2 separate regions of the Homo sapiens genome follow, and region 2 is linked to region 1. Evidence: chromatin loops called from intact Hi-C (ENCODE). Cell type or tissue: GM12878. All regions are shown on one strand. Each heading gives the region's core, and the rest is flanking DNA. Links, peaks and the distances in the headings are about the cores only.

Region 1 (9,735 bases), core at 2,437-7,436:
TCCTTGAGGTGTGACCTTAGATTGTGCTCTTTCAGACTTTTTGATGTAGGCATTTAGGACTGTGAACTTTCCTCTTAGCACCACCCTTGCTCCATCGCAGAGGTTTTGATAGGTTGTGTCATTATTGTCATTCAGTTCGAAGAATTTTTTAATTTCTATCTTGATTTCGTTTTTGACCCAATGCTCATTCAGGAGCAGGTTATTTAATTTCCATGTATTTGCATGGTTTTGAAGCTTCCCTTTGGAGTTGATTTCCAGTTTTATGCCGCTGTGGTCTGAGAGAGTGCTTGATATAATTTCAGTTTTCTTAAATCTATTGAGACTCGTTTTGTTGCCTGTCATATGATCTATCTTGGAGAAAGTTCCATGTGCTGTTGAATAGAATGTATATTCTGCAGTTGTTGGATGAAATGTCTGTATATATCTGTCAAGTCCATTTGTTCCAAGGTATAGTTTAAATTCATTGTTTCTTTGTTGACCTTCTGTGTTGATGACCTGTCTGGTCATTGGAGTATTGAAGTCCCCCACTATTATTGTGTTGCTGTCTCATTTCTTAGGTCTATTAGTAATTGTTTTATAAATTTGGGAGCTCCAGTGTTAAGTGCATATATGTTTAGGATTGTGATATCTTCCTGTTGGACAAGGCCTTTTACCATTATATAATGTCCCTCTTTGTCTCTTTTAACTGCTGTTGCTTTAAAGTTTGTTTTGTCTGATGTAAGAATACCTTGCTGGCTTTTGGTGTCCATTTGCATGAAATGCCTTTTCCCACCCCTTTACCGTATGTGAGTGCTTATGTGTTAGGTGAGTATCCTGAAGGCAATAGATAGTTGATTGGTGAATTCTTATCCATTCTGTGGTTCTGTATCTTTTAAGTGGAGCATTTAGGCCATTTACATTCAATTTTAGCATTGAAATGTGCGGTATGGTTCCATTCATCATGCTCCTTGTTGCCTCTGTACTTTTGTTTGTTGTTGTTTTGTTTTTGCTTTTTAACTTGCATTTTTGTTCTATAGGCCCTGTGTGATTTATGCTTTGAAGAGGTTCTGTTTTGATGTGTTTCCAGGATTTGTTTCAAGACTTGGAGCTCCTTTTAGCAGTTCTTCTAGTGGTGGCTTGGTGATGGCGAATTCTCTCAGCATGTGTTTGTCTGAAAAAGACTGTATCTTTCCTTCATATATGATGCTTAATTTTGCTGGATACAAAATTCTTGGCTGATAATTGTTTTGTTTGAGGAGTCTGAAGTTAGGGCCCCAATCCCTTCTAGCTTATAGGGTTTCTGCTGAGAAATCTGCTGTTAATCTGATAGGTTTTCTTTTATAGGCTACCTGGTACTACTGTTTCACAGCTCTTAAAATTCTTTCCTTCATCTTAACTTTGGATAACCTCATGACAATGTGCCTACGCGAAGATCTTTTTGAGATGAATTTCCCAGGTGATCTTTATGCTTCTGTATTTGGATGTCTACGTCTCTAGCAAGGCCAGGGAAGTTTTCCTCAATTATCCACCCAGATATGTTTTCCAAGCTTTTAGAATTCTCTTCTTCCTCAGGAACACTGATTATTCTTAGGTGTGGTCATTTAACATAATCCCAGACTTCTTGGAGGCTTTGTTCATATTTTCGTATTCTTTTTTCTTTGTCTTTGTTGGATTGGGTTAATTCGAAGACCTTGTCTTCGAGCTCTGAATTTCTTTCTTCTACTTGTTTAGTTCTATCGCTGAGACTTTCCAGAGCATTTTGCATTTCTAAAAGTGTGTCCAAAGTTTCCTGAATTTTTTATTGTTTTTTTTCTTTATGCTATCTATTTCTTTGAATATTTCTCCCTTCACTTCTTATATCATTTTTTGGATTTCCTTGCACTGGGCTTCACCTTTCTCTGGTCCCTCCCTGATTAGCTTAATATCTAACCTCCTGAATTCTTTGTCAGGTAAATCAGGGATTTCTTCTTGGTTTGGATCTATTGCTGGTGAACTAGAGAAATTTTGGGGGGGTGTTGAAGAGCCTTGTTTTGTCATATTACCAGGGTTGGTTTTCTGGTTCCTTCTCATTTGGGTAGGCTCTGTCAGAGGGAAGGTCTAGGGCTGAAGACTGTTGTTCAGATTCTTTTGTCCCACGGGGTGTTCCCTTGATGTAGTATACTCCTCCTTTTCCTATGGATGTGGCTTCCTGTGAGCCGAACTGCAGTGATTGTTGTCTCTCTTCTGGGTCTAGCCACCCAGCGAGTCTCCCTGGCTCCAGGCCGGTACTGGGGGTTGTCTACACAGAGTCCTGTGATGTGAACCATCTATGGGTCTCTCAGCCATGGATACCAGCGCCTTTTCTGGTGCAGGTGGTGGAGGGTGCAGTGGACTCCGTGAGGGTCCTTAGCTTTGGTGGTTTAATGCTCTATTTTTGTACTGGTTGGCCATGTTTTAATGCTCTATTTTTGTGCTGGTTGGCCTCCTGCCAGGAGGTGGCGCTTTCCAGAAAGCATCAGCTGTAGTAGTACAGAGAAAGATATGCGGTGGGCAGGGCCCTAGAACTCCCAAGATTAAATGCCCTTTGTCTTTTGCTACCAGGGTGGATAGGGAAGGACCATCAGGTGGGGGTGGGGCTAGGTGTGTATGAGCTCAGCAGCTCCTTGGTTGGGTCGTGCTGGGGCTGCTGTGGGGAATTGGGGGTGAGATTCCCAGTTTACTGGAGTTGTGTACTTAGGAGGATTATGGCTGCCTCTGCTGAGTCATGAAGGTTGTCAGGGAAGTGGGGGAAAGCCAGCAGTCGGAGCCCTCACCCAGCTCCCACGCAAACAGAAGGGCCACTCTCACTCCCACCGTGTCCCCCCTAACTGCCGGGAGTCTGTTTCCAGGCTGAGGGCTAGATGGGCTTGAAAACTTCCCCGAGGCTATCCACCTCTCAGCTACGAAAGAAAAGGGCTTTAGTTCTTCCTTCCACCTGTGAAGTCTGCGAGCTGGATTTGCACCCTCCCCGGAGTTCTGGCCAGCAGGCTTCTCACCGCGTTCAAATTGTTAGAAAGTTAGGCTAGAGAATTCCTTTCCCTGTGGGGTTTTACCCCCTGCTCCTCTAGCCACCCTCCCAATGGATCCTTGTGGTGCCAGGCAGGAATGGGCTACTTAAGGACCCAGGGAGCTCCCAGGGCCTTTCTGCTGCATTCTCTACCCCTGTAATTCACTAGGCTTGGCTCTCTAACTTGATTCAGCTCAGGTAAGGTCAGAAACTTCTCCAGCAAACAGACCTTCAGCTTCTCCAGTGGGGGTGTGTGTTCAGGAGAGGAGGGTCTCCCTTTCCCACTTGCACAGTTGGGGCACTCACAGTATTTGGGGGTCTCCTGGGGCCTGCAGGAGCAATCCGCTTCCTTCAGAGGGTCTGTGGGTCCTCTCGGGATTGCTGGTTTGTTCTTGCAGTGGATCTGGAGCTCAAATTCACAATGCAAGCCACCACATGCTGCTCTGTCCAGAGCTGCAATCTAGTCCTGCCTCCCTTCGCCATGATCCCAGGAGCTCCTCTCTTTAGTTAGGAATCATTCTGATGGTTATTGCTTAACACATCTAGTATTGACTAAAAAGTTACACAGTAAAGCTTAGATTAACAGATATTTTCTTGCTTAAATATTGTACAGTTCAACTGATATGTTTTAACTGGCTTATTCTTTAAAGAGAATTATATTAATCTGAACAAGTGCAGTTTCCCCCTCCCCCTCTTTGGTCCCCTTCCCCCCACCAGTGTCCTGCATTTCAGACATATAGTTCTGTGTTGTAGTCTAAAAAGTTTGTAGAGAGAGGTTTAAAAATCTTGTTTCCAGGTGTATGTATTACAATCCAGTGGACTTGAGTAAAGGTTCTGGATACCATTTAGAGGTAGTATTTAGTGTTAGGGAAACGCCTTTGCCTGTTGTCTAATTTCTAATCGACAGAAGAAGAAAGGCTATGTATCTTCTAAACTTGCTTATTTCAGTTTTAGTTAATTACCCCCCAAAACATATGTAACTCCAAGACAACTGGGATAGTAGAGTCCAGTGACTAATCATTTCTGTGACCTTGGACCTGTAGGCCTCAGTTTTTCTCAACTGTAGAATGTGGGGTTAGAGAATATGATATCTAAAATTTCTGCCATTATGACAACATAAGATTCTAAGTTATTCATGTTTATTCCTTTATTCATGTCATTTATGAAATGATATAAATGGTGTTATCTTTTTTTCTCATAAAGATTTTTTATTTTTACTGATGTGTTGTAAAGACTATATGAGATCTTTGAGAAAGTTGCTAATCAATCTATCAATATATATTAAACTCTGGAGAGCTGGGATTTAGAATAGTTAAATCCATATAAACTAACCTTTATTTTCAAGAAGGCTGCTTCAAATCATGGCAGATTTTGATTTAACAGAATTTATTGGGCACTTATTATTCTGTACATTATTTTGCCTAATTCTTAAAATAACCCTGATTTATCACAGTCTCCTCTTTGGCACATAACATTTTTGAAAAAAAGTCTTTCCAATGGCAACTTCTCTAATACTATTGAATTGAGAAAATTAGGCAAGCACGTAGTGTTACTTTAAAAGGGAATTTTCCAGGATTTTTTGGCATTTGGTGAAAGACTAACAAGTCTTTTGGGTGTTACTGTTTGATGAGGAAAAAGTATGCTTTCTAATCAACCTATAAGAATAAATATCATTATTATAACCTTTTTTGTTGTTTTTTCCTTTTACTTCTTTTTTTTCTTGTGGAAGCCACAAGACAAGGAAAAAGCAGAAAATACAGGGACTTCCTATTTTTTTTTTCAGTGCTTCCCTGGAAATAGCGTTATGAAACAGAACATCATTTTCCTCACACTGATCTGAGGAAAGCTTGCAGTGATCTTTTTCTTCCTTCAGATGGCACTGTCTGTCATAAGGTGTGCAGCTAGTACTGAGCATTTACATAGAGCTATAAAATTTGTCAACAATGTTTACTGAGGTTATATAATTTCTTAGGCTCCACATAGCAACTCTGTGGGGTAGTTTATGGAAGAGGCAGCCAAACTTCACACAGCTCTGTGTGACTAGCTAGTAATTGCTAGATTCCTGATCTGCGGCTTCTGGGTCCTATTTCACTACTGTCATGATGCCTACTGTATGTATATCCCACTATTCAGAACAGATTCATAAATAGTGAAAATAGAATGAGCTGGAGCATATTAATAAATATCTATTAAAATATTTACTTAATAAATAAATATTGGAATTAATGAATTTATGAAAAAGGGAACTGTAGCACAATGGACCCCTTTCCCTTCTTATCACTGTGGCCACTGGCTATTTGATATTTATTGAAAAGGAAACTCAGCCACCTAGGGACCATTTCTTGCCCTGTTGTTGAGCTTGAGATTTTATTTTCAGTGGTACATGTAATGTCCTTGGTAGCATTGTCTAGAACACAGACATGACAAGGCATCTAAAAATGCCATTATATGAGGAGCTGCCCTAAAAGTGAAGAATATATGTGGTCATGACTTGCTGTGAGGGGCGGGTGTAGTAGTTCTCTGTGTCAAGAAGATAAATGCATGAAAATCCACAAGACTGAGGGTGATAGCTTAATTCTGTAATCTTTTAGGTGGATAATAAGTTGTGGAAATTAATCACAGAACTGGAACAGAGCTAAGATATCAAAGTTAACTATCCAGATGTCTGCAGGAAGTCTCATTCAATGAAAGCAGAGCCACTGTTGACTGACTTTAGTGACCATTTCATTTCCAGAAGGTAAAGGAAATAATCCAGGGAACCAGTACTCTTGAGTCTATCTTTGACCTAACTTGACTACGAGGGGCTTAATTAGACAAGTTAACCTAATGAAAATCCTGAGAGAGAGGCCACGCCATTCATTCGGCAAATGAGTAGAATCGAATGCCTGCTGTTAGCTGTGTTCTGTTCTAGATGCTAGAGATTTAGCAGTGAATACAACAGACAAAATCTCTGTCATTATAGGGCTTTCATTTTAAGAACTTACAATGATCTGTTGTCCAAAAATACTAGCTTCATGGTTACTTAACTGCAAGGACCTTAACTTTCACTTCACTTTAGACATCTGCTTGCAGGGCCACACTGTGGATGTTGTCATCTGGGACCGCTTGTTTCAGAAATCTAAAAATTCTAACATCTTCATTCCCACATTGTGTACTCTTCAGTCTGGTAGAGATCCACACTTCCTTGATTGCCTGGATTTTCTGCTTGTCTATCAACATTTATTTTCCTGGCCTCTTTCTTTTTCCTACCCAGTCTGTGTCTCATTTTTGGCCATAAGGACTGTTCTTCCACCCATACCCTTGGGTCCCCTTCACTTATGCTTCTGCTGCCTCCACCCACCAAAACTCCCATTTCCAGATCAGTGATAACAGTCTGCACTGTCTATTATTAGACCCAAGCAGCTGAATCCTGCTGGTGAATCTGAAATAGCTGAAAAAATCCATACCACCAGAAATTCATGGTTTTCCACCTCTGCTAAGCTAGTAGCCAACCAGTAAATTATTTTGTCTGTCATCACTACTTTCCCCCATTTGACTATTCTTCCAATAATTATTCTAAATTACTTAGCCTTTAGCCCCCAATCTCTAGACTCTCTTCTTTAAGCAGACAACTTTGCCTATTACTTGAATGAAAAAATTGAGCCAGTCATTCTTGAGCTCCCTCAGTTTCTGGCCTTCCACCTGTTTTCTATATCTGCAATTCTCCTTACCTCCTTTCCCTCAGCCTCAGAGGATGATGTGTCCCCTCCTGCTTCCCCGCCCCAGCCTAACCTCTTCACCTATACCCTTGATCCAATCCACACTTATTTTCTCCATGAATTTTGTCCTTCATTCATTCGTTCTCTTGCCCCTGTCTTCAGTATCTTCCCTTGTGCTGGCTGCAGTGGTATGCTAGTAAAGTGGCTCTCCTGGAGAAAGAAACAAAAAAGACCCTAATGTGTAGCATTTGCCCATTTCCATGATGGAAATACTCTCACCATGATGATTTTAAGCTACCAACATGGTGCCAGTGATGCTGGGAAGAAGTACACACAATCAGAGCTGATAGGAGATGGCTGGCCACGCCGCACCACCTCTTATTTCTTATAGCCTAAAAATACGGTTCTTCCAATTCTTTAAAAAATACAAATACTTGAAAAAAAAAATTCCTTAACCTATGCCTCCTTCTCCAGCTCCTCTCTATTTTCTGTTTTTCTTTTCTAATCCTGCCTTCTCAGGAGAGTCTATACTTGCTATTTCCTTATTCGGTCTGGTATTGGAAACCATGAGATGGAGTTAAGGATAGTTGTTGAGAAGGTATACATTTTGAGCATTGCTGAAATTGGAATGAAAGGCATGGTGGATTTAGTCTCAGTAGTCACTGTAAAGAAGTTAGTCACTGGCCTAATAGACAGAGGACTCAGCTCACCTGGTGTGGAGTGGTTTTGCCCTGACAGCAGACTCTGCACACGTGCCTCAGTTCTTCTTGTGTGTTCTTCGCAGGTGACAGTACCATTTATCCAGTTAACCAAGCCAGTATTCAGAGAGTTGTCCTGATCCCTCCCTTACCACTCACTTCTCCATCCAATTAATCACCAAAATTGTGCTCATTTTAATTCTTGGATATTTAATAAAATTATATTATTCTACTGTTGCTTTAGAAAAAAATATCCTTACCATTTGCTTGGAGTATGACGCCAGTCTCCAAATTGGTTTTCATGCAGCTAGAGTTTTCTCCATAAAATGTGTCTTCCACATTGCCACTAGAATGACCTATGTGTTCAAGATTGACCATGCCACTCACATGTTCAAAATAATTCATGGGCTTCCTGTCACCTGTAGCAGTGAGTCTCAGCCCTGACTGTTCATTAGAATCACCTATGAAGCTTGTTAAAAATACCGATGTTTAGGTCTTGCTGTGGGTTTAGCAGATTAGGTTCTCTGATCATGGGGCCTAGACAAACTCTATAGGTGATTCTGATAAGACTCACTAGCCAATAGATTAAAGCCCAAGGTTCTTAGCATAGTGTACAAAAGCCTTTCACCATCTGGTCTTTGCCAGCCACTCCCTCCATCCTCACTTTTCCTGTTTCTCATTTTGTAGTTGTGATACCAAACTTACTGTAATTTCTTCAGTGACAACTTGAGCTGCTGTTTCCATCTCTAATGCTTTTCTTCCCTTCTTTTCTCCCTTTACCTGTACAACTTCAATTTATTCTTCATGAAGCTTCCCTGGCCACTCAAATTGGGTTAAGTGCCCCTTAGCAGTACATAGTACCCTATATATTGATTTGCCTTTGCCACCGTAATGTAATCTTCTTGAGGGCAGAGACTGGAATTACTTTATGTTCTTAGTGTCTGATACAAAGTGGTTGTTTTGTAAATGATAGCTGGCAGACTAATAAGCAGGAAGAGGAATATGGAACAAAGCCGGAATATAGAGAATTGGAGTACAGAGTTCCTAAAATTCGAAGAAAAGGTAGGTAAGATGCCAGAGATAGTCTCTTGAAGGGAAAGTGGTTACAAGGTGATAATAGGCAGTATCTCTACTGAACAATTGGAAATAATATGTGAAGGAAAGGGAGAGGGAACATGGCCACATGAACTGATGATTTATTTTATTTATTTATTTATTATTTTATTTTATTTTATTTTATTTCATTTTATTTTATTTTTTGAGACAGAGTCTCGCTCTGTCGCCCAGGCTGGTGTGTAGTGGCGCGATCTCAGTTCACTGCAACCTTCTCTCCCAGGTTCAAGCAATTCTCCTGCCTTAGCCTCCTGAGTTACTGGGACTATAGGCGGTGCCACCGCACATGGCTAATTTTTGTATTTTTAGTAGAGATGGGGCGTGGTGGGGGGGGTTCTCCGTGTTGGCCAGGCTGGTCTCGAACTCCCAATCTCAGGTGATCCACCCACCTTGGCCTCCCAAAGTGCTGAGATTACATGCATGAGCCACCATGCCCAGCATGAACTGATTTTTAAATAATGTGCACAAGAAAGAAAGAAGGATATGAAACCAAATGGTCGTGTGCAGTGGATCACGCCTGTAATCCCAGCACTTTGGAAGGGTGGAGGTGGGCGGATTACCTGAGGTCAGGAGTTTGAGATCAGCCTGGCCAACTTGAACCTGGGAGGTGGAGGTTGCAGTGAGCTGAGATCATGCCACTGCACTCCATCCTGGGCGACAGAGCGAGATTCTGTCTCAAAAAAAAAACTGTATATATATATATGCACACATACACCCACACATATAAAACCTATAGAATAGGAACACAGTCCTGGTAGAATAATGAGCTAAGATTTTGAAAAAGTTGGGCTGACCTTTTACATTTTATATGTAGAGAACGAAAATGAGGCCAGGTGCAGTGGCTCACGCCTGTAATCCCAACACTTTGGGAAGTCAAGGCGGGAGGTTCACTTGAGCCCAGAAGTTCGAGACCAGCCTGGACAACATGGTGAGACCCTGTCTCTACAAAAAGAAAGAAAGGGCGCAGGGGTGGGGGATAGGGCAGTAGGGGGAGAGAGAGAGAATGAGTATGACAAATAAATAATAGATTCTTACCAACAAATGGACCCAATAATCAGATACAGAGAACAAATGAAATTTCTTAGCTTTCTTCTCTTCTCTGACATGGAGAATGATCTACACACAGACTAAGAAGGGTACAAGTGAGAAAAATAAGAGGAGAAAATTGAAGCCCAAGATTGGGGAGGAGATTGTATCAGAACTCTGGATGCTCTAAAATGAA
Region 2 (9,735 bases), core at 3,077-8,076, 200 kb after region 1:
GCAGCACTTTGGGAGGCCGAGGTGGGAGGATCACCCGAGGTCAGGAGTCTGAGACCAGCCTGGACAACAAGTTGAAATCCGGTCTCTACTAAAAAGGCAAAAATTAGCTGGGTGTGGTGGTGGACGCCTGTAATCCCAGCTGCTCAGGAGGCTGAGGCAGGAGAATCACTTGAACCTGGGAGGCGGAGGTTGCAGTAAGCTGAGATGGCACCATTGCACTCCAGCCTGGGCGACAAGAGCGAGAGTCTGTCTCAAAAAAAAAAAAAAAAAAAAAAGATACAGATAGATTTAAAAATTAAAAGGATATAAACACATATCATGCAAACACTAATAGTAAGAAATCTGCAGTGGTTATATAGATATAAACAAAGAAGACTTCAGAACAAAGGATATGACTAGGAATAAAGAAGAAAAACCTTGGGAGGCCGAGGAGGGCAGCTCATGAGGTCAAGAGATCGAGACTATCCTGGCCAACACGGTGAAACCCCATCTCTACCAAAAATACAAAAATTAGCTGGGCATGGTGGCGTACGCCTGTAGTCCCAGCTACTCTGGAGGCTGAGGCAGGAGAATCGCTTGAACCCAGGAGGAGGAGGTTGTAGTGAGCCGAGATCGCGCCACTGCACTCCAGCCTGGGCGACAGAGCGAGACTCCCTCCCACTCCGCAAAAAAAATAAATAAATAAGAAGAAAGAAAACTGATACCCAGGGTCCTGGTGCCAGACTTTACACTACTGCAGCTATCCTGGGTGATGTCCAGAGATGAACGGAATCAGAATTACCTGGAGGGTTTGGGGAATCACAGGTTGCTGGGCCCCACCCCCAGAGTTTCTGATTCCTTAGGTCTGGGTGGGGCCTGGGAGTCTGCATCTCTAAAAGATTCCCAGGTGACACGCTGATTCTACTGGTCTTGGGATCCACTCTGGAACCACTTGTTGACTGACCTCTTCCTCCTGTTTAAAACTGACATGATCCTATCTTGAATGATAGTGTAACAATTAGAAAGATAAAATAAGGAAATGATGCGCTTGAAAGTGTAGACACTGATTTCCCTTGTGATTGATTAATTGAGATTGGGATTTGGGATAAAAGGAAACCTAGGATTCTGCCTTAGCCAACCAGTCGGGGGCGGGAGGTGGGCAGGAAATGCAGGAGAAATAAGATTTTGGGGTGAAAACAATGAGCTAGGGTTTGGATTTGCTTGAATTTTCAATGCAGTACTCATATATCTTTCTCACTTTTAAAAGTCTGTGAGGTGGACATGGACTGGCTTCGTCGGTTTGCCAAGGTTTAATTTTGTGCCTTAAATGGGCACTTGAGAGCTTTGTAAAAACCGATGTGTTTGCTGGCCCCGTGTTTACGGGCCTTTGTGATCTCCGCGTTCGCATCCAATCTGGCCCTTGGGCTCCGAGAAGGTACACGTGTGTGTAGGGCAAGGTCCAACCAGTGGGGCCAGGGATCTGAGCAACAAGCGCGCCCTGTGTCCTTTGTGGCAGGGACCGCTTGTGGACGGCGGATGAGGATGAGGCGCCCAGATCTTCCCGAAATATTTCCTAATCGTTCATCATGATGTTATGTTGTTGTTTTCACAAAGGGAATTAATATTGGCCTCCTTTTCTACAAATCTTGCCAACACTGCGTGAAATGTTTTCGTTGCTTCTCTATTCCCAAGGTTTCGTATTATTTTACCAAGTCGGAAAATGGACGGCGCTTAAACTGTTTTTTCCCTGAAAGGAAGAGGGCTGTAATCACTAAAGTGTTTTAAAATCTCCAGCGCAAAAGCCTGCGGTGCCACAGGGACGAGGCCTGGAGAGCAGTCGCTCCTAGAACCGGGGCGCGAAGGGCACCCCCGCCTCCAGCACGCGCCCTCCGCCCTCCCGGCCTCGCTCCCCCCGGAGTGGGGGCCTCGCCGGCCCCTGGTCCCCGTCACTCAGCAACGTCGGGTCAGCCTTCGCCGGGTTAGTGGCGACGCGGCCGCGCGAATTCGCACAGGTATTCCGCGTTTCTCCGCCGTTCCCCGCCTTGGCCGGAGGCTTCCGAGGCGTCCCTTGGTGCAGGGTGGGAAGCGGCCCGCGCCCCAACGGCCCAGGCGCTGGAGCTCACCCCGAGCGAGGGCGGTACCTGAGGCTTCGGGGAGCCCGCGCTGACCGCGGCCCCGTCCCCAGACCCCTCCAGCAACCCCGGCCCCGCCCCAGACCCCTCCGGTGATTTCCCCCCCGGCCCCGCCCCGCAGATCCCTCCAGTGATCTCCCCCCCGCCGCGCCCCCCAGACCCCCCCCCAGTGATTTACCCCCCGGCCCCGCCCCACAGACCCCTCCAGTGGTCCCCCGGCCACGCGGGCTCCGGGGGGGCGGGGCGGGGGCGCGGCCCTTTGCTGGGACAGGGGGCGTGGGCCCGAGTAGCGGGCGGGGGGCGCGGGCCCGGGCTGGGGCGGGGGCGGGGGCGGGGAGCGCGGGAGCCCCGGTGACGCAGCAGTGACGTCGGTGGCAGCGGGCGGGATTTCCCGGGCGAGACCCCGCGGCGGAGTGGGCGCGGCCAGCGTGGAACGGGGGCGAGGGTCGCAGAGTCGCCGGCTCTCCCTTCCCCAGTCTGGGCCCCCACGGCACAGGGGGCCGAGCAGAAGCCCCCAGCGTCCAGGGCCGGGGGAGGGTCCGCCTGCGCCCCCAGGCCCGCGTGGTCGGGCCCTGCAGGGCGGGAGGCGCGGCGCGGGGCGGGGCCGGTGACGGGACGCGGAGACCCCGCGGGCGGCGGGAGGGGCACGAGGCGCGCGTTTGCACCCGAGCCCGGCCCGCGCCCCGATGCGGAGCGATGCCGCTCGGCCTGGCCGCCCCCCGCGAGCACCGCGCTGCAGACGAAGCCCGCGCGTGATCCCGCTCCGGGTAAGTGGGCGCCCGGCCGGAGCCCCGGGTGTCCGCGGGGAGAGCCCAGCCCGGTGCAGCCAGACGCGGAAGGGAAACTCGGGGTGAAAGTCTCCGGACCTAGGGAGACGGCTCTGGCGCCGGTGTGGTCCTCACGCCGCCAGCTGCTGCTGCACGCGACACAAAGACCTGTGGTTCCCTCGGCCTCCTCTCCCGGGACCTCCCGCCGGGCCCCGGGGAAGCCCGCGCGCGGGTGTGGACAGCCCCCTCGGAGCGCGTCCAGGGGCTTCCGGGGCTGGGGGCGCCCGGTCCCTCCGGCATGAGGCAGGCGGGGGCTCGGGGGTCCCCTCTTCCATTTGTAGGTCACAGAGCGTTTGCTGTTTTCCCAGCGGGGACGTCCCCCGTGGAAAAGGACCTCAGTGGCAGGAGATGGCGTGGCTGGTTGGGCGTTTTCTTTGGGGAAATGTTTCTGGCGAGTGCCTGAGGAAGCCCTCCTGGCTCCCCAGCAGCCCAGACGCCGCCTCGGGAGCACTCGGGGTGACGCTGGAGCCACCGCAGCTGAGGGTGGTTTTCCTCACCTCCTTGATGGCGTCTGTCCCCGAGGCTGGTGCTGAACTGAAATGTGCTTCGTTCGCCGCGCGCGCCCGGCAGCAACCGGGGAGCTTTGTTTGGCTTGATTTTTTAAATTGCCTTGGAAATAACGCGAAACGGCGGGAGGGTGAAGTGGGGAGGAGGACAGAGCGTGGTGGGGAAAGACTCCTTAATTTAAGATTTGCTTCATTTCGAGTATTTGGGGCTAAGGTGTTAGGAAACCCGAAAATGTTAAAGTTTGATCAAGTAATAAAGTGGATGATGGACGCCGGGCCTCCCACCGTCTCCCCGGCCCCGCGGCTGCCGCGTCTCTCCTCTACCCGTCGCCTCCCAGGACTGTCAAATGCTGGCACCGGGCCCGTGCCTCTCAGCCGGAGCAAAAGGCCGCCTAGGCTGCGCCCGTGTGCTCCATTAAAACGTGCCAGTCCTGTCGTCTGCTCATGAGTGAGGTGTGCCGCTTCCCACAGTGGACAGGAAATTTGCAGCGGCGAATGCCTCACAGTAGCCATGGGGGACCTGGGCTCTGCGGCCGGCTTCTCGATTCCTCCCGCAACTCCTTTTCCTGATTTTTGTATGAGGCGGGGGAGGGGAACCAGCCGCCATCTGATCTGGCCCTGTTCCCTGCAAGAGGCGACTGGGGGGACAACTAAGTTGATAAATGGAAAGCCTTTTCCAGCCCGGAGAAACAGACAGAGGACCTATAAACTGGATTGTTTTTGAAATGTAGGGTTTGCTCAGTGACCGGTCATGATAAGAGATGGCTGTGGCACTTAATAAATAGTAGGTGTAAATGCAAATGCAAGGTTTACAGTGATGCCTTGCCTGTTAATGAGCAGCCTCACCATGGGGTTAGTTAGGCTGAAATGACTATTTAGGACAATGGACTTCCTGTTGGCCCCCACCTCCATGCACAACTCCAGTGCTCATAGGCCTTAAAATTCGCCCAAGGAAGCCAGTGGAGGATGTAGGCCTGGCTCAGAAACAGCACAGCTAAGGGGCCATTCCCAGCAGTCCTATGATTGGCGTTTCTCATGCAAACTGATGGTGGAGAAACCAGAAAAAAAAAAAGCTTTTCCTAGATTCACTTTACAGTTTTTAAAGCAAAAGTGACAGTCCCTGAAGTCCCCCAATATTCAGTGCATTCTTTGAAATGATAGAACATCAGGTGGGAACATCGCCTGTAATCCCAGCACTTTCAGAGGCCGAGGCAGGCAGATCACTTGAGGTCAGGAGTCCGATACCGGCCTGGCCAACGTGGTGAAACCCCGTATCTACTAAAAATGCAAAAAATTAGGCGGGCGTGGTGGTGCACGCCTGTAATCCCAGCTACTTGGGAGGCTGAGGCACGAGAATCACTTGAACCTGGGAGGCAGAGGTTGCAGTGAGCTGAGATGGTGCCACTGCACTCTGGCCTCAAAATAAATAAACAACATGAGGTGGGAACATGGACCCTGACCCCTGGGGAAGCAAGAGCCACAGCTGTCTCAGGAGGGCAGGAACACTGTAAAATGTGTACAATGCTCCTTCCCCCAAGACCTACACGCCCAAACCCACGCCTACCACAAAACTACTGCTTATGCAGAAAGCAAAGACTAAGGTCTGTACCCAACAATTTCTTCTTTTATTTATAGCTGCATCTCACTTATTTCACTATCACATTTTTCCTAGTTTGTCTCAGTTTCTGCTTGGAGAGGGGAGAATGCCTAATAATGTATGTCAGAAGATTGCCCCTTTCTTCGTGGAATTTTGAAGTAGTAACTTTAAAATATTACCTGATTTTTGTTCTTGAAACACCTTTTAAGGATATACTGCTATCTAATCTTGCTGGTTTTCCTTTTTTAAAATTTGGTATTTTTATTCATTCTAGATATACTTAGGCATAGAGACTTGTATTATTCAGGTAGAGAGATTGTTTCTTTTTTAAAACCAGAAACCAAAATTTAACTCCTTTAATAGAGGTATAAGTACTACATAAATAACCTATCAACAGTGGATAGCAAGGATATTTTAATTGAAAGTCAGAAAAGCTAAATGGTATCAGGAAAGAAAAGGAGATTGCAGGGTAATACTACCGAAAGACTGAAAGAAGCTGGTTAAAAACCTCTAAAGAATAAGCCAAAGACTGTTAATAAATGATCAAAAGTAAAAACACAAATGAAATTTTCATTTTAGGAAATGTTAAGAAATAGGGGCTAGAAAAGCTGCTGAAAGAAAAAAATTACTGCAGAGAAAACAATGGGTGCTTAAAAAGAGATCAGTTCAGTGAGCTTGCTGGAGCGTTCCAAATTCCTCTAATTGCCAAGGAGTTCTTGTTAGACTGAATGGTGGCTGGTGGGCAATCAGATTCCCTGCTGGAAATTGGTAGACAGAGTGACAGGTGCCATGCAGATAAGGGAAAGCCGGCTGTGTGCAAGACGCCGTGCTCACTGGGGAAGGAGCCCTGGGTGCCCAGGAGTGAGGAAGTATAGGGAGCTATGGAGGAACTGTTCGTCTCCATGGCCGTGAGGTTTGTGGGTCACCAAAGGCCCAGTCTCCGAGGATCGGATAGGGCTAGGAGCCCAGGTTAGTGGGCAACAAGGGGAAAGAAGGGCAATGATTGGGCTAGACGTGTCATGTGGATGATCTCCTTTGATACTCACAGGATACCTGCCAAGTTTCTAATTTGCAAAAAACAGCAGTGACTGCTTGTGTCCTCTCTGTCCAGGAGTGTTCTGGCAGCGGGTTTGGTGGGTGGTGGGAACCTTTTTTAACTGATGTAGGAAAAGTATACACAAATGACAAGTGAAAGTGACAGAGACGTGTGGAAGAGAAAAAAGTGGAGAACTGTAGAGAGACCCACACTCAGGCACTGCACATGAGCTCCTTTCCCAGGAGGATTTGTTTCTCTTGCTTCTTAGATTTCTAAAACCATTTCTCTCTGAGTTGCTGGGTTGGCTTTCTGTGGTGTGACACATGTGCTCTGAGGCCATGGAAGGCCCTAGAGATAGAAGAAGCACTCTAAGTATCCCTCTGGGCCAGAGAGATTGTTTCTTCCCCAACACCCCCTGTGCATGAGGCGGGACAACAGCCACGATGGATCATATGAGCTGGCATTAACTGTGCCTTTATGCCTTTCTCATCAGTGCCTGGACCTCCTCCTGGTGCCCCTGCCTAATGTACAGCTGTAAGGCCTTGTCTTCTGTCCCCTCCATATGGGCTCCAACAAAGAAAGAGAGGCAGGGCGATAAAATAGGAAGAAGGAAAACATTTTTAACTCTTTTTAAACATTCTTTTTTTTTTTTTTTTTTTTTTTTTGAGACTGAGTTTCCCTCTTGTCTCCCAGGCTGGAGAGCAATGGCACGATCTTGGCTCACTGCAACCTCCGCCTCCTGGGCTCAAGCGATTCTCCTGCCTTGGCCTCCCAAGTAGCTGGGATTACAGGCATGTGCCACCGCGCCCGGCTAATTTTGTATTTTTAGTAGAGACGGGGTTTCTCCACGTTGGTCAGGCTGGTCTCGAACTCCTGACCTCAGGTGATCCACCTGACTCGGCCTCCCAGAGTGCTGGGATTACAGGTGTGAGCCACCATGCCCAGCCTGAACATTCTTATTCAAGCACCTCTACAACTACAGCAGAAAAAGTGTTTACATGTTCCTCCAAATTCCAGCACCCAAACTCAACCTTGTTTCTTCTGGTGTCCCACCACACAGAGAGGTAAAATTGAGAGATTTCTAGCAAAGCAGTACCCATGTATGAAGGCCCAAAGAGGAGAAATGAGCTTAGATGGCGGGAAGAAAAGAGCAAGAGGCTGTTGAGATTGGGGTGGGAGGCAGGGCAGGGCAGGGAGGCTGCTGAGGGCTGAGAGCAGGTTCTTCTCCACAATGGCCCAGCAGGACTCTGTGGCTCAGGTCCAGACACTGATGAACAGGAAGAGCAGATGGGGTGGTCATGCCCCATGCTGGGACTCTGTCTTCCCAGAGGGTCAGGCTCTTGGAGGCCAGAGGCCAGAGGTCAGGCAGCAGTACAGGCAGCCTGGCTTTGCAGGCTGAGCCAAGTCATCAACACACCTTGGAAAGGGCTACGTGTTACCCTTCAACACCCACACGTCCACGTGGGCCCTGGGGTCTCTGGCGGCCCGGGGCCCATGTGGACGGAGTGTCTGCTGCTGCATCTCCCCTTCCTCATCAGTGGTCTCTGTCTTCCCATGGCTCCCTGTCTATAGGAAGGTCCAGCTACACCCAACAACTGGCATCCTCCTCCTGGATGTCTCTCCAGCCCGATCTGAGGAGCCATCTGCCCTGCCCTGCGGCTCTGGGGTACCCGCCCTGCACAGACCCTGGATGGAAATTTCCAGCAGGGCCTTTCCGCTGCCCCTAGCCTGTGGCCGACTAAACGAGCATGAGTCAGTCCTCATTCGGTTTTAGTTTTCCTTCAGCAATCTTGGGAAAATTCTGTTTTCTCTGTGCCCCAGTTAACTTTGCGTATCACTCAGAAGCTGCTCTAGTCTGAAGGTGCTTGTTTATCCCCCCGGCAGCTGTGGGGCTGCATGGCAGGGTACTAGGGGACTGCAGCCTGGTTAAGGAGACCTGATGACTTCAGTCTACACCGTGCATGTGTTTGACGGTGTGTGCGGGGAAGAAGGTGTTACCAGGATGAGAGACAGCGTCAGGCTTGCTCATGCCCAAGGGCAGTGGTGGGCCTGGAGTGTGGGTGTGGAGGTGGCCGAGGAGGGTCGCTCGGTGGATGTGAGTAGAAAATTCCAAAATGTTGACCTCAAGGGAAATAAAGGGGAACTGGCAGTGTTGCCGGCCACTGAATTCTCTCTGGAACAGGGTGAGGTGTAGGTCCAGGGCAAGGCCTTCGTGGGTCTCACACGCTCCCTCCCGCTGTGGCTGAATTTTATCTGATGGAGACAGAGTCACTGGCCTCTTTTGCTGATCTGGACCTCTGGGTGCCCGCGTTCCCGCCACCCAGCCCTGTCTCTGGAAGGCTGTACCCATCAACCTTTCAGTAGGAGTTTGGCGTTTCACTGCCATTCCCCTCCACTTGGTTGACCTTGTAGAATTGTGCCTTTTGGGGACTCTCTCGGGCAGATCTTTCTGTGTGTGCTCCGTGAACACTGCAGCAAGTGTGCCCTCAGCCCCTGCTCTGCCGCGTCCCCGCCTTTTTGGGTTGGCTGTGCTCACTGATGGATGGGTCAGCATCCTCTGAACAAGTTTCTCGTTAGACCCTCTCCTTGTGCTAGGGTTTGTTGCAGTCAATAGTGTCTGAAAGAAGCCAATTGCTGGCCTGGACCCAGGCACGTTTTTATTCATCAGAAATTTTCTTTGTCATGGATTTGCCATTCTAGGGCTCTGCTGATCTCACTGTGATCTTCCTGGTGTTTTTAGTTTTACTGTCCAGTACTGCTCCCCGCCACATTCCTTTTCATTACTGGGTGCTATGGAAGGACTTTTCCAATACAGACATACTGCTGGATGCGATCGATGTGTTCATCGAAGACTGCATGTGAACCTTGCATTTGTGAGGTGTTCATTGACTGCATGTGTGATAAGCACCTGCAATAAATATATGCATCAGATAGTTTAGGCACTGGTGACAGGGAAACAAATAAGATATGGTCATGCACTCCAGAGGAGTCAGAACCTAGAGGGGGTGCATGTGTGAAAACAGCCCACCTACCCTGGATTAGTGCACAGACAGGGAGAGTGTTAGTTCTTTCTGATAGCAGTGCAGAAAGCGTGTGACAACAGAGGGAGTCTTGAGCTGGCCCTGGTGAGCTGAGGCAGGTTTTTCAAGCCAGACAAATGAGAAAGGGCTTTCCAGGCAGGGCGGCCAGCAGGGGCCCAGGGTCATGAAAGAGGAGTGGAGAGAGCAGAAAGGTTGCTCAGAGCCGGGGTGTGAAGGTGAGACTGACCGTGAAGAATGGGGAATCCAGGGCCATTGTCAGGCAGAAGCAGGAAGCAGCAGGCCCCACCTTGGCCGTCTGGCTGTGACTGCCATGTGGGGAAGGTCGGAGGCGTGGGGCAGGAGAGGGAGGACAGGGAGACTGGATAACGCCCAAGGGTGCCCCGGCCCCAGCGTCAGTCGGGGTGGCCGTCTGATTGGAAACAGAGGGCCAGGGAGAGGCTGGTGTCTGGGATCCCAGGGTTTCCAGACTGAGCATGGATGGACGAGGGGTAATGTGACCTGGTTTTGTGAATGAAGCTGGGCAAGTAGAGAGAGGGTGTATGACTTGCCAAGTCAGGAGGTGACATCGAGGGGGCATGTACGTGCAGAGCTGAGCAGAGGTCTGGCTGGACCCAGGT

The links. A loop is a pair of places that touch in the nucleus more often than their neighbours do. Peaks named below come from ENCODE experiments on the same cell type or tissue, not always from the same donor. Only the 100,000 strongest peaks of a DNase experiment are listed, where the experiment ranks them.
Region 2: a loop joins it to region 1, with 4 times the contacts of the local background. A loop is called at or near these places in 2 of 110 quality-filtered maps.

Annotation. Positions count from the first base shown.
Region 1 is chr1:235,838,730-235,848,464 of GRCh38, reverse strand. The region is part of intron 1 of LYST (lysosomal trafficking regulator); the gene reads left to right. Among named protein-coding and RNA genes, the nearest start is that of MIR1537, 9.5 kb to the left of the region's middle. RefSeq lists an enhancer at 6,164-6,363. In GM12878, for the core only: a CTCF peak has its summit at 4,876 (motif pointing right); a DNase peak (open chromatin) is centred at 6,043; H3K4me3 peaks cover 1,054 bases; H3K27ac peaks cover 1,564 bases.
Region 2 is chr1:235,642,805-235,652,539 of GRCh38, reverse strand. It overlaps GNG4 (G protein subunit gamma 4), which reads left to right and starts at 2,756. Exons shown (of 4, transcript NM_001098722.2): 1 at 2,756-2,878. LOC124904560 (a long non-coding RNA gene) reads right to left here. Exons shown (of 4, transcript XR_007066960.1): 3 at 9,700-9,735; 4 at 8,709-8,985. RefSeq lists enhancers at 940-1,791, 4,257-4,551 and a silencer at 2,782-2,891. In GM12878, for the core only: no CTCF peak of the experiment used is centred there; no DNase peak of the experiment used is centred there; H3K4me3 peaks cover 725 bases; H3K27me3 peaks cover 905 bases.